2 separate regions of the Mus musculus genome follow, and region 1 is linked to region 2. Evidence: chromatin contacts called from ENCODE Hi-C data. All regions are on one chromosome and are shown on one strand. The core of a region is the stretch at or near the end of the contact, and the rest is flanking DNA. Distances in the headings are between cores, read along the strand shown. Region 1 holds the start of Cracdl (capping protein inhibiting regulator of actin like). Region 2 overlaps Cracdl (capping protein inhibiting regulator of actin like).

Region 1 (5,233 bases), core at 2,030-4,529, 42 kb before region 2:
TTAATTTTTTAAAAATCAACTTAGTTACATTTAATTTTTTATCTCTTTAGTTATTTTATTATATTTCTACACATTTATGGAGACAGGTATGTATGTGGAGGACGGAGAACAGCTTGCTGAAAGTTGGCTCTCTCCCTCTACCCTGACGTGGGTGTCAGGGGTTGAACCCAGGTTGTTAGCCTTGGCGGCAGGCACCCTTACCCACTGAGCCATCTCGCTGGTCAATTAAAAAAAATTTTGGTGCATGTAGGTATGCTAGCATGCGTGTGGAGGTTCACATGCATGTGTGTATATGTAGAAGTCTGAAGACTTTGGGAGTCTTCCTTGATTGCTCTCTGTCTTATTTGTTGAGGCAGGGCCTTTCAGCTGAGCCCAGAACCTGATAATATGGGGTAGCCCAGCCAGGCAGCTTTTGGAGGGCCCCTTGTCTTGGCTTTCTGGAAGAGGGCTGAGATTCCAGGTGAGAGGCCACCATCTTGACCAGCATTTTTTGAAGGACCAGGGATTCAATCTCCAGTCATTACACTCAAACAGGGAGGCAGCTTTCTGAGATCACAGCCACCAACACTTTCCTGGGCCCTCCCACATCAACCAATCATCAATCAAGAAAATGCCTCCGGGCATACATGCAGGAAAGCACTCCCTCAATAGAAGATATTTCTTCCCTGATGACTCTAGCTTGTGTCAAGTTGACCACAAACCAACCAAGACAGGAATAATTGAGCAGAAAAGGAAATAGAAATACTTTAAACAGGAAAAGCTTTTTTTAAAATGTTGCTTTCTGACGCCCTGAAGGAGGCTTCTCTCTGTATGTAGGAAAGTTGTCTCCTTTTCTAAATTGAACACTTCTTTTTTATTTTTTTCTTTCCTTGTCAGGGTCAGAGGCCGCATTGAGAGAGATAGCCCTGCTCTAGAGGGGAAACTGGGAAAGGGGATAGCATTTGAAATGTAAATAAATAAAATATCCAGTTTTTAAAAATTAAAAGGGAAGAATCAACACTCAAAAAAAAAAAAAAACCCAAACAAACAAAAAACAAAAACCATGGATGTGGGTTCAGACTCTCTCTCCACCACTTACTGTGACTGTGTAGAGCACGTGGGCACCTCACTCGTAGCATGATGACAACGGTGTATCTTTGTTCAGGGTTCTGCTAGGGACTGAAGCCTTCACTGGGCCCCTGCTTGCCCATGGCTTGGAACAGCATCTAACTTTTCACAATGACAGATCCCCAGACAGAGATAATGGGCTTAGGAGCAGCGTTGCCTCCTCTGTCTTGTCAATAGGGTCTCTTCCCTTGGAAGAGGGTGTTTGGGGATAGCTAAGAGAGACTTTGTAGCAGCTGGAAAGAAAGCGCCTTAACCCTATGATCTCGGCTGTGCGGTGGTTGCTGCTGGCATTAAGAAACTGTTTCCTTTCTTCTAGCTGCATATGTAGCAGAAGATGGCCTAGTTGGCCATCAGTGGAAAGAGAGGCCCCTTGGCCTTGCAAACTTTTGGGATAACAATTAAAATGTAAATAAAGAAAATATTTAATAAAAAATTGAAAGAAGAAGAAAAAAAGAAACTTTCCTTGAAGTTCCATAAAGCCTTACTTGAATACAATAGCATTTTCTCAACTGGCTTGAAGGCTTGGTGACAGAAATAAGGAGAAGAGCCGCCAGGACAGCAGCTTTGAGGACCAGAGTTGTCCGAGAAGGAAGTCCCTGGGAGTCTCCTGTAGGCAGCTCTTCCTCCTCACAGTTCCTCCTTAGTTTTCCCTGTTGCCAACCTAGTCATCGAGTTCCCAACCACTTTCTATTTTGGGTGTTGACACTGTGTTCTCAGCCTTAGCTAATCACCAAGATCCTCTGGGTTTTTTTGTCCTCTGAAACCCTCCAGGAACTTCAAAAGCCACCCACAAGCACACACAAGTAAAGCCAGAGGCTTCTGATACTCTGGAAACAAAAATTCTTAGGTTAGAAAGGCAATTTACGGAGTCAATAAATATTTAGCGGTTACAGCCGTGCAGAATACGTGTTGATCTGAACAGCAAGCAACAGCAGGCTTAGGGTGGGTGGGTGAAGGCACAGGCTTGCTTGTAGTTGTTCAGTTTAGTTTGAGGATTTCAAACAAGGCAAACACACACCTAAGCAATTCATTTGCTCCTCTGTGAGTCACCTGCTCACTGTGAGTGGTTGTCAATTAGGAGACTGATTCATGATTTGTTTATGTTCTTTGAGGGAATTAATTTCATTTAACCATCAAAGGAGACTTTTAAGTGACTAGCTTGAACCAAAGGGATCGATTACACCCAAAAGTTAAAAAGGCAACTAACTTCCTTTCATGTACCCAACCAAATGAGATCTCTCGCCAGGTTCTTTCCTATTTTGTTTGGGATTTTGGTCTAATTTTAAAGTCCGCTTTTCAAGATAGAGGTGCAAGTGTGTGCTTCTTGGGTTTCTCTGCGTCCCTGGTCCCAAGATATCAGCCCCAAGGCTCAACGGTGGAGTATGGATTCCTCTAGATCTGACAGTGGCACTCTTAACATCGCTGCGGAAGTCAGAACTCAGGAACCACTCCACCCCAGTGCCACTGTCTGATGGGAGAATTCTCTTTTCTACCTGGGGCTCCTGCTACTGCAGCCTGGGCGTCCTGCTGGGGCTCAGCTGACATTCCTTGTACTTCACCCCTTGACCATGGCAGTGTCAGCAGGCCAAAAGAGGGCTCTCTCTGTAGGTAGCTTAGCTGAGGAGCCGGGGGGGGGGGGGGGGGGGGGGGGGCAGCCCGCTCCTTCCCCAAATGGGCCAGCTCCTCTGTTAGATGTAGGGGTGGGGACCGAAGCTGAGACGTCTCCTTCAGCTTTTTATCCCACACTTGCCAGTGCCACAGCAATGATTCACCTAGAGACGGGGCGGCAGCTTCCCTCATTAGCCCTCAGACGCTCGGACCCACAAGGTTATGAAACAACTTTTACTTTTTATCCGTATGCGCACGTTCCTCCCTGCCACCCGGGCGCCCACTCTCCGAGGCTCGGGTGACAGGGAGGTGGCGCGCAGGAGCCGCGATCGTGAGCGTCCTCGTCCTGGCGGTGGTCCCCCAGCCCTCGGACCTCGCGCAGGCAGGAGCCAGCCAAGCTCCCAGCTCTGCAGCGCCGCCACGTGGGGTGGCCAGGGTCCCGCGTGCCCGGCGGGAGCGGCGCGGGGGAGGCGCGCGGGCCTGGGCGGCGCGGAGCAGAGCTGAGCAGAGCGGAACAGCCGCGTCCGCCCCCGCCGGGCCGCGCGCAGCCGAGTCGGGAGCCGGGAGCGCGCGCCCAGCGCAGGGCCAGCGCGGCCGCCCGAGGGTCGCGCCCGCGTCCGCGTCCATCCCCCGGCCGCAGACCCCGCGCTACCCGCGCCCTACCGCCACCTGCTGCGCGGCGCCGCCGGCCCTCGACGCTGCGGCCGGGGGTCAGGGTGCACCCCGGCAGAGCAGCCCCCGCTTGTCCCCGCGGACTGAGCCCTTCCCGGCACGCTCGCCAAACACGGCCACGCTCCAGTGCCAGGTACCTGGGACAGTCTGAAATGGCGTGGCCACGCAGCATGCGTGGGGCGCAGACCCAGGGAGGTTGGAGGGAGCTGGGTTGGGGGTGAGAGTCTGACGCGTTCCCGAAGTCGCGTCCTGTCGTGGAGCTGGGGAGGTAGTGGCGAGAAGAGCTCAGGTAGCCCAGGGCCCTTTGGACGTGAAGGGTACCCACGCCACCCCTGTGGGGGCCACGTCCACGACACTATGGTCGGTGGGGCCGAGAGAAGCCAGACGCGCAAGTGCCCAAAGTTTTCCTCTGAGCGCTTTGCTGGACTTAACTTTGAAATGTGAGGCAGAGCTGAGCAGTTTAACCAGTTTTAACACTAAGAAAACGGGGGGGGGGGGGGGGGGGACAGGGCTTGCTGCCCGCGTTTCAGTTCTTAGTACCAGAGCATAATCGCGTCTGTCTCCCAGGGCCACGGAGAGGGAGACGGTGGACACACAGGCTGTCTTCCTTATGCTTCGGGTCATGGTTTATTTAACAGGCTTGGGGCTTAGGTTACAAGCCACCAGAGGGGAGTCTGAGTTTAATCTTAGACATAATCAGAATTTGAATCAACAAATATTTGCTGAGCAGTCATTTACTAACCGGCAGGACTTCGTTTTCAGTATGAGGTAGGTAGGTGTACAACTGCTGAGAGGCGGGGTAGTTACTCAAATGAGCAAGCGTTTGTTTTGTTTTGTTTTTGTTTGTTTTGTTTGTTTGTTTTTGTTTTTGAAATGCAAGGGGAAAGGAAGGCCGAGGTGTGACTGGACTTGTGGCCTGCAGGTGGCCAGTTGGCATTGTGTCAGAAATGAACCAGAAAATCCAAGTGGGAAGACAGGCACCTGTGTTGTTTGTCGCTCTCTTGGGAGCCCTCGCACCTTCCAGAACTATTTTAAAGTAAGCCCCTCCTTTGGTGGAGGCTGGGACTTCCTTCCATTTACCTAAATACATAGCAACCACGAAATAGAATCTCAGCCCTGATACTCATTGGGAGCTGGGTCATGCCAGACGTGCACCTGAGATGAATGAGGATCAGGGATCACCTGAGAGCTAGCTCTTTGAGATTATAAAATGATGGAGACGAAGTTCAGTGCGGGTGGCTGAAGATGTCTGCCCCCCACCCCACCCCCGCGTTGAGCTGCGCTGCGTTCCACTCTGAATTCTAGGGTTGTGCCGGTCCAAATCGGAGCATGAGACAAGGCCGAGAGATCAGAAAGACTGGTTCTGTCCTTTACTTAAAATTGAGGTATTTTGTAAATCATGGGTTTTCATATTTGTTTTAAATGCTTCAAAATGTTGCATTTAACATTTCTAGTAACATGACTGATTTTTCTTCTTCTTTTTTTTAACCAGAGAGGCATTTGTCTTTCTCTCTAAGGTTCTAGATTTGTTTCTGTCTCTCCAGCAGCCCTTTTCCATTTATAGAATCAGTGTAGTATCCAATAAGGGTAGTATCCATCCATAGCTGCTTCAGGGCCATGCTGCAGGAGCTGGCAAATGGGTTTGGCGTGTAGTGGGTTGGCTGCTAGGATAGTTGAGCCAGGAGCATCAATGCTCAGCGTGGTTCTTTGGGCCTTATCTAATCGTGCCTCGAGTCTCAGCTTGCCCTTATGGAGAAGCAGAGAAGTGATAGCATACTGCGTGTGTGCCCACTTCCAGATTTCTATCCTGGAGGCTCTGAGGTGATGGTGGTTTTATGAGATAGTG
Region 2 (5,141 bases), core at 2,592-5,091:
ATACTTAATGGTGTTCCACATGCCTTTGAGTCTTTGCTCATTTTTCCCACTATCTTTTCTGATCCTGAGATTGGTTAGTATTATTTCACATGGCTCGACAAGTTCTTCCACCTGAGGGTTCACCCTTACTATTGAACTCCTTTAGTGACGTTGACATTTCAGAGGCCAGGCATGGTGGCACAGTTTTATAATCCCAGCTCTTAGGAGGCAGGAATATCAGGAGTTCAAGGTTACCCTTGGCTACTTCTGGGGTTGTCTCTTATCAAAATCGTATGAAATGAGAGAAGTTGAGCAGTTATTTTTATCTGGTTGGTCTATAGGCATGTCTGTGAGAGATCATCTTGATTGGTAATCCATGGGTCTCTGGGATGTGTGCATCAGCAGAGGACAGCTTGTTGAAAGTGGTTCTTTCTGTCTACCATGTGGGTTTTTGGGATAAAATTTTGGTCATCAGGCTTGGAGGCATCTGCTTTCCTCACTGAGACACCTTACCTGTTATACTTTGTATATATTTTTGTATTATCTGTTTGTTGAGATGTCATTTGCCTATTTTCCCTTATATATATACTTTCTTATATCTTTGAACATACTTTAAATGGTTCATCTGTGTTCTTAATCTAGTAAATATAACATCTGCACTTCATGTGTATGGACCCTATTTTGTTTCTTTTGGTGTCCTATAATCTTTAGTTGAAATCTTTATATATATATAAACACAACAACTTGGAATATCCTCTTTGGAGTTTTTTGTTGCTTTTTGTTATATTTTTTTGTTTTTTTTTTTTTTGTTTTTTTGCTTGTTTGTTTGTTTGTTTGTTTGAGACAGTGTAGCCCTGTGTAGCCCTGGCTGTCCTGGAACTCACTTTGTAGACCAGGCTGGCCTCGAACTCAGAAATCCGCCTGCCTCTGCCTCCCGAGTGCTGGGATTAAAGGCGTGCGCCACCACTGCCCGGCTGCTTTTTGTTATTGATTATTGACTTTGTGAGCCAAGTCTATATGGCTTGTGTTTTTGTCATGTATGGATGCTAAAAACTTTTATATGGCTCACTTAGTAGCCAATCAGGTAATGATTAGATGGACATTTTGGAAACACTCAGGACCAGCGTTTGGTGAGCACCTCCGTGTGTACCTGTTAGAACGTTCCTTTCAGCACTTGGCCAGGCCATCCACACCTGTGACTCCCCATTTTCTGTTTCTGCAAAGCATTGAGGTTAACCAGAGGTGAGTGATCTGGTCAGCTCAGGTCTGACTGTGTGCTCAGGCCTGCATGTGGCCTTAGAGATGAGAGGTCTGGTCAGCTCAGGTCTGACTGTGTGCTCAGGCCTGCATGCTGCCTTAGAGATGAGGGGTCTGGTCAGCTCAGGTCTGACTGTGTGCTCAGGCCTGCATGTGGCCTTAGAGATGAGAGGTCTGGTCAGCTCAGGTTTGACTGTGTGCTCAGGCCTGCATGCTGCTTTAGAGATGAGAGGTCTGGTCAGCTCAGGTCTGACTGTGTGCTCAGGCCTGCATGCTGCCTTAGAGATGAGAGGTCTGACTGTGTGCTCAGGTCTGCATGCTGCATTAGAGATGAGAGATCTGGTCAGCTCAGGTCTGACTGTGTGCTCAGGCCTGCATGGATCGTAGAGATGAGAGGTCTGGTCAGCTCAGGTCTGACTGTGTGTTCGGCCTGCATGCTGCCTTCTGGGTTCCCAGGAACCTGCCAAATGTCCCTTTAGCAAAGCTTGGTAGCTAAGTCTCCTGTTCCCGCAGCAGTGACCATCTGCCTTAGGCGTCTGTGAAGTACTATTTGGCTGTAATTGACTCTAACAAACACCTTATTTGGGAGGTGAGATGTTTTTCACATTGGATAAGCACCTTCCTAAATTACAGTGGGTTTCCCCTTTCTAAAGTGAGGGAATTAATACATCTTCAGCATCATCAGCATCATCGCCACCACCACCACCAGCAGCAGCAGCATCATCGCCACCTGCAGCAGCAGCTTCATCATCATGGGATGGAACTTTAAAGAAGCCTCAACCTGCCGAGCAGTTGGTAGCGCACGCCTTTAATCCTAGCACTTGGGAGGCGGAGGCAGGCATGGGGTGGGGAGGTCCTTATTCCAACATTTTCTGAATGTTGATTAATTAATTTGATCACTAACAGTGTCTTGACTCCCACGGACTGTTAGCTAAGCCAGCTCAGTTTGGTCACATGTTCACTCTGTCCCGAGGCATGTTATATACATCCTGTCACAGTGAGCTCTATTGCTTCAAGAAGTCGGGGGCTGACTGCCAGGTGAGAGCCCAGCTTCACCATCTTGCTGTTCTCAGCATCTAACGTTCCTCTCACCCGTGTTGCTTGCTCTTCCTTACACAGTTTGTGCTGGGCTTATGCACCTAATTTTTATCATACTTCACCGGACATATCTTTGCAGTAATTCCATCATTCCAGATTGTAAACATTCTCGCTGTTGAAAGCACTATCACACTTCTTAGGTATGATTTATTTCTGCCAAGAATGTTAGATAGTTACTCTGTATTAATCTCCATTAAAAAGGGGGGGGGGGAGGAAAATGCAGTTGCTTTTCCCACCATGCCTTCCCCAGTGGCGTGAAGTTCGAGGAGCGACTTCTGAGTCGGTCTTCCTTTAGGGTGTTGATCTTAAGCCTGGAGTTCAAAGGTCATGTTTGCTATCCAAGTTGAGTGCCAGCTGCACCCTTCCCTGTTGATGAAAGTGATTTCAGCCATGGGTTTCTGTCATTGCTTTGACTGGATGTCTGTGTGGGTTGTAGCTTGTGTACTTGAACTTGACTACTCGGTTGTCATTTGTTTCAAGGTTTGCGGCAGGAAGCCCAAGATCGTAGTCTGTCATCTTGACCTCTGAACCATTTGGGTGATGTTTGATGCTGGGGACTTTGGTGCTCATCCTGGCTGTCTCTGGAACTCAGGGCCTCTCATCCCTGGTAGGAAAGACCAGTTTATCTGGCAGGAGGTTCTAGCCTTCCCTCCCTCTGCTGCCCTCTGCTGGCCATGCTGGGCGACAGGACACCTGTAATTCTGTCTTTCCCCAGCACAGGCTGCTTCCCAGGCTCAAACCATCTCATGTGGGTGGCACTATTTCTGAATCCCAGTGAGTGAAGACGGACAGCCAGAGCAGGCTTGCCTGGAGGTGGTGTGGGTGGGTCTCCATGTGCTGCATTTTGAGAGCTGCCAAAAATACCAGTGAGCAATAATCCCTTCCATTAGCTCCTTTGTGCATGACATCATCTCTTTGGGTCTGGAACAACAGTCTGTGTGACAGACCTTGTCCTCTTCTTGTGACAGCTGAAGGACTTACTAGGGAGGGGACCCCAAGGCTACAGGGAAGACAGCAAGGTGGAATTCCTTTGGCACTCTTCAGACCTGAGTGTACCATTCTGTGGTGCAAGGTTACTGCACCTGGCTGATTGTACCGGTCGCACTTTGTATTAGTTTTGGAGCTGGTGGGAGCAACCCGCTGCTGTGCCTTGTTGTACTTTTGTGGTGTGCAGAGGCCCTGGCTGGGACCAGTGGGTGCCAGGGAAGACACAACTCACAACCTTCAGTCTTGTATGAGCCCCAGCAGTGACTGCCATTCAGAGGTTATTTCGGCTAGTGCTGGGCACACAGTGGGTAGCACCTGAGTCCTGGGAGGTGGATGCAAAGAGGAGTACCAATGGATCCTTAGCCATTAGTCCAACCCATCAAACCCCAATCCTCCTGCCTCTCTGGCACTCTCTTTGGGTAGCATTGAATCTTCTCCTGTTTTGGTCCCTCTGGATCTGGTGACTTACCCGACTCTGGACCACTGGTGATTCATTCGGAGTGTCTCATCCTCCCCACATGAGGCAAAGGCTCACTGTCCCAAACGCCCTCCACAGCTCTCTGTCAGTCTAGCTGCCACTGAGTCTGTCTTCCCTTGTCATCTCACTCAGAGGCCATGAGTCTGAGATTTCCTTTCTCACTGGAGAGCACGAGGCCCTCAGAACCACGGGATCCATAGAGGGGTGGCCCAGGGCTGAGAGTTTGCCCATCTTCCGGGTTACTGGGCTAGTTAGATGGGATTTAAAAGCACGGACAGTGCCTCTGCCACTCGGAACTCTACAACACATAGCTCTTCATTGGCTGGCACCCACCTTACAGTTCACCACCATCCACCCTGGATGCAGCCTCACTAGAAGTATACCAGCCCCGTTTGTCCCAGAGATGCAAAAGCTGAGCCAGAGAAAGTACATCCAGACAGCCTCAGGGACTTCAGATGCTCTTGACGTCACTCAGCCACTGCTGCTGCTGCATGCTCATGAAATTGGTTGGGACTTTTTTTCCTTTCCTGCAGATAAGCCTTGCAAAGGGTGGTTGGCATTTAAGAACAGATTTTCATGGTCCCCACAACTGAAGCCCCTGGTAGCTGACTTCAGGAGAAGCTGCGGCTGCATACAGAGCCTCTGGGTGTGTGGGTTTCCTTTTCTCTGCAGGCATCCTGCCAGGCCCAAGAGATAAATCCTTCCAACAGTTCCAGAAAGCCCTCAGTCTCACTCTCCTTGGTCTGAAACCAACCACAGGTCACCAAGGAGACGCAACAGCATTGACTGGATCGATCATCTCAAGCCTGAGCCATCGGCTCCCATCTCAGGCTACACCGTGTATTAAGAGTGCGGCTTTGGCAGATTCTTATGGAATCTGGGCTCTCAACATAGTTTCCAGTTCTGTTCAAAGCATGGTCCCCTCTGTCCAGCGGTGCCTAGGAGTAGGACTCCTTTTGAGTAGAGAGAAACCTAATCAATCATTAATCCATTACCCATGGGTCCTCATTTCTAGGTGCTGCCTACTGTGTGCTGAATAGGGGCTGAAATTCCACCTCAGCTGGCCTTACTTGACCTCCAGTGGCTCACAGGGAAAGCATTGTGTGTGGGAGCAGAAGCCTTGGACATCGAACTGAGCCTGCCTCAACCTGGTCCACTTGTGACTTGGATCCATCGCCCTTACTGTCCCCTTTCTGGGTTGGAAAGCATCCCGCCCTTCCCTGCAGACTCTAGGTTCTGTGTGAAGAGCAGCGCTTCCAGGGAAACCCAAAGCCTGCACTGTAAGAAGCAACTCTCAGAATGGACTGGGTCAATTCTGAGGGCCTCCTATCTCTTCTCCAGA

What was found. Hi-C counts contacts between places; a loop is a spot of excess contacts on that map.
Region 1: a loop to region 2 is called in a map of left cerebral cortex, with 5 times the contacts of the local background. The contact joins the promoter of Cracdl here to the enhancer-like site in region 2. A Hi-C loop is called at or near these places in 6 of 37 maps with a recorded cell type or tissue (T-helper 17 cell and left cerebral cortex).

What each region holds. Positions count from the first base shown.
Region 1 is chr1:37,717,857-37,723,089 of GRCm38, reverse strand. It overlaps Cracdl (capping protein inhibiting regulator of actin like), which reads left to right and starts at 3,279. Exons shown (of 10, transcript NM_028096.1): 1 at 3,279-3,520.
Region 2 is chr1:37,676,453-37,681,593 of GRCm38, reverse strand. The region is part of intron 1 of Cracdl (capping protein inhibiting regulator of actin like); the gene reads left to right. Among named protein-coding and RNA genes, the nearest start is that of Gm39628, 5.5 kb to the left of the region's middle. Within about 2 kb of position 3,841, at least 1 of the 3 ENCODE cell types and tissues checked has a DNase peak (open chromatin) inside an H3K27ac peak, as active enhancers do; it is left cerebral cortex, where a contact is called at or near this core.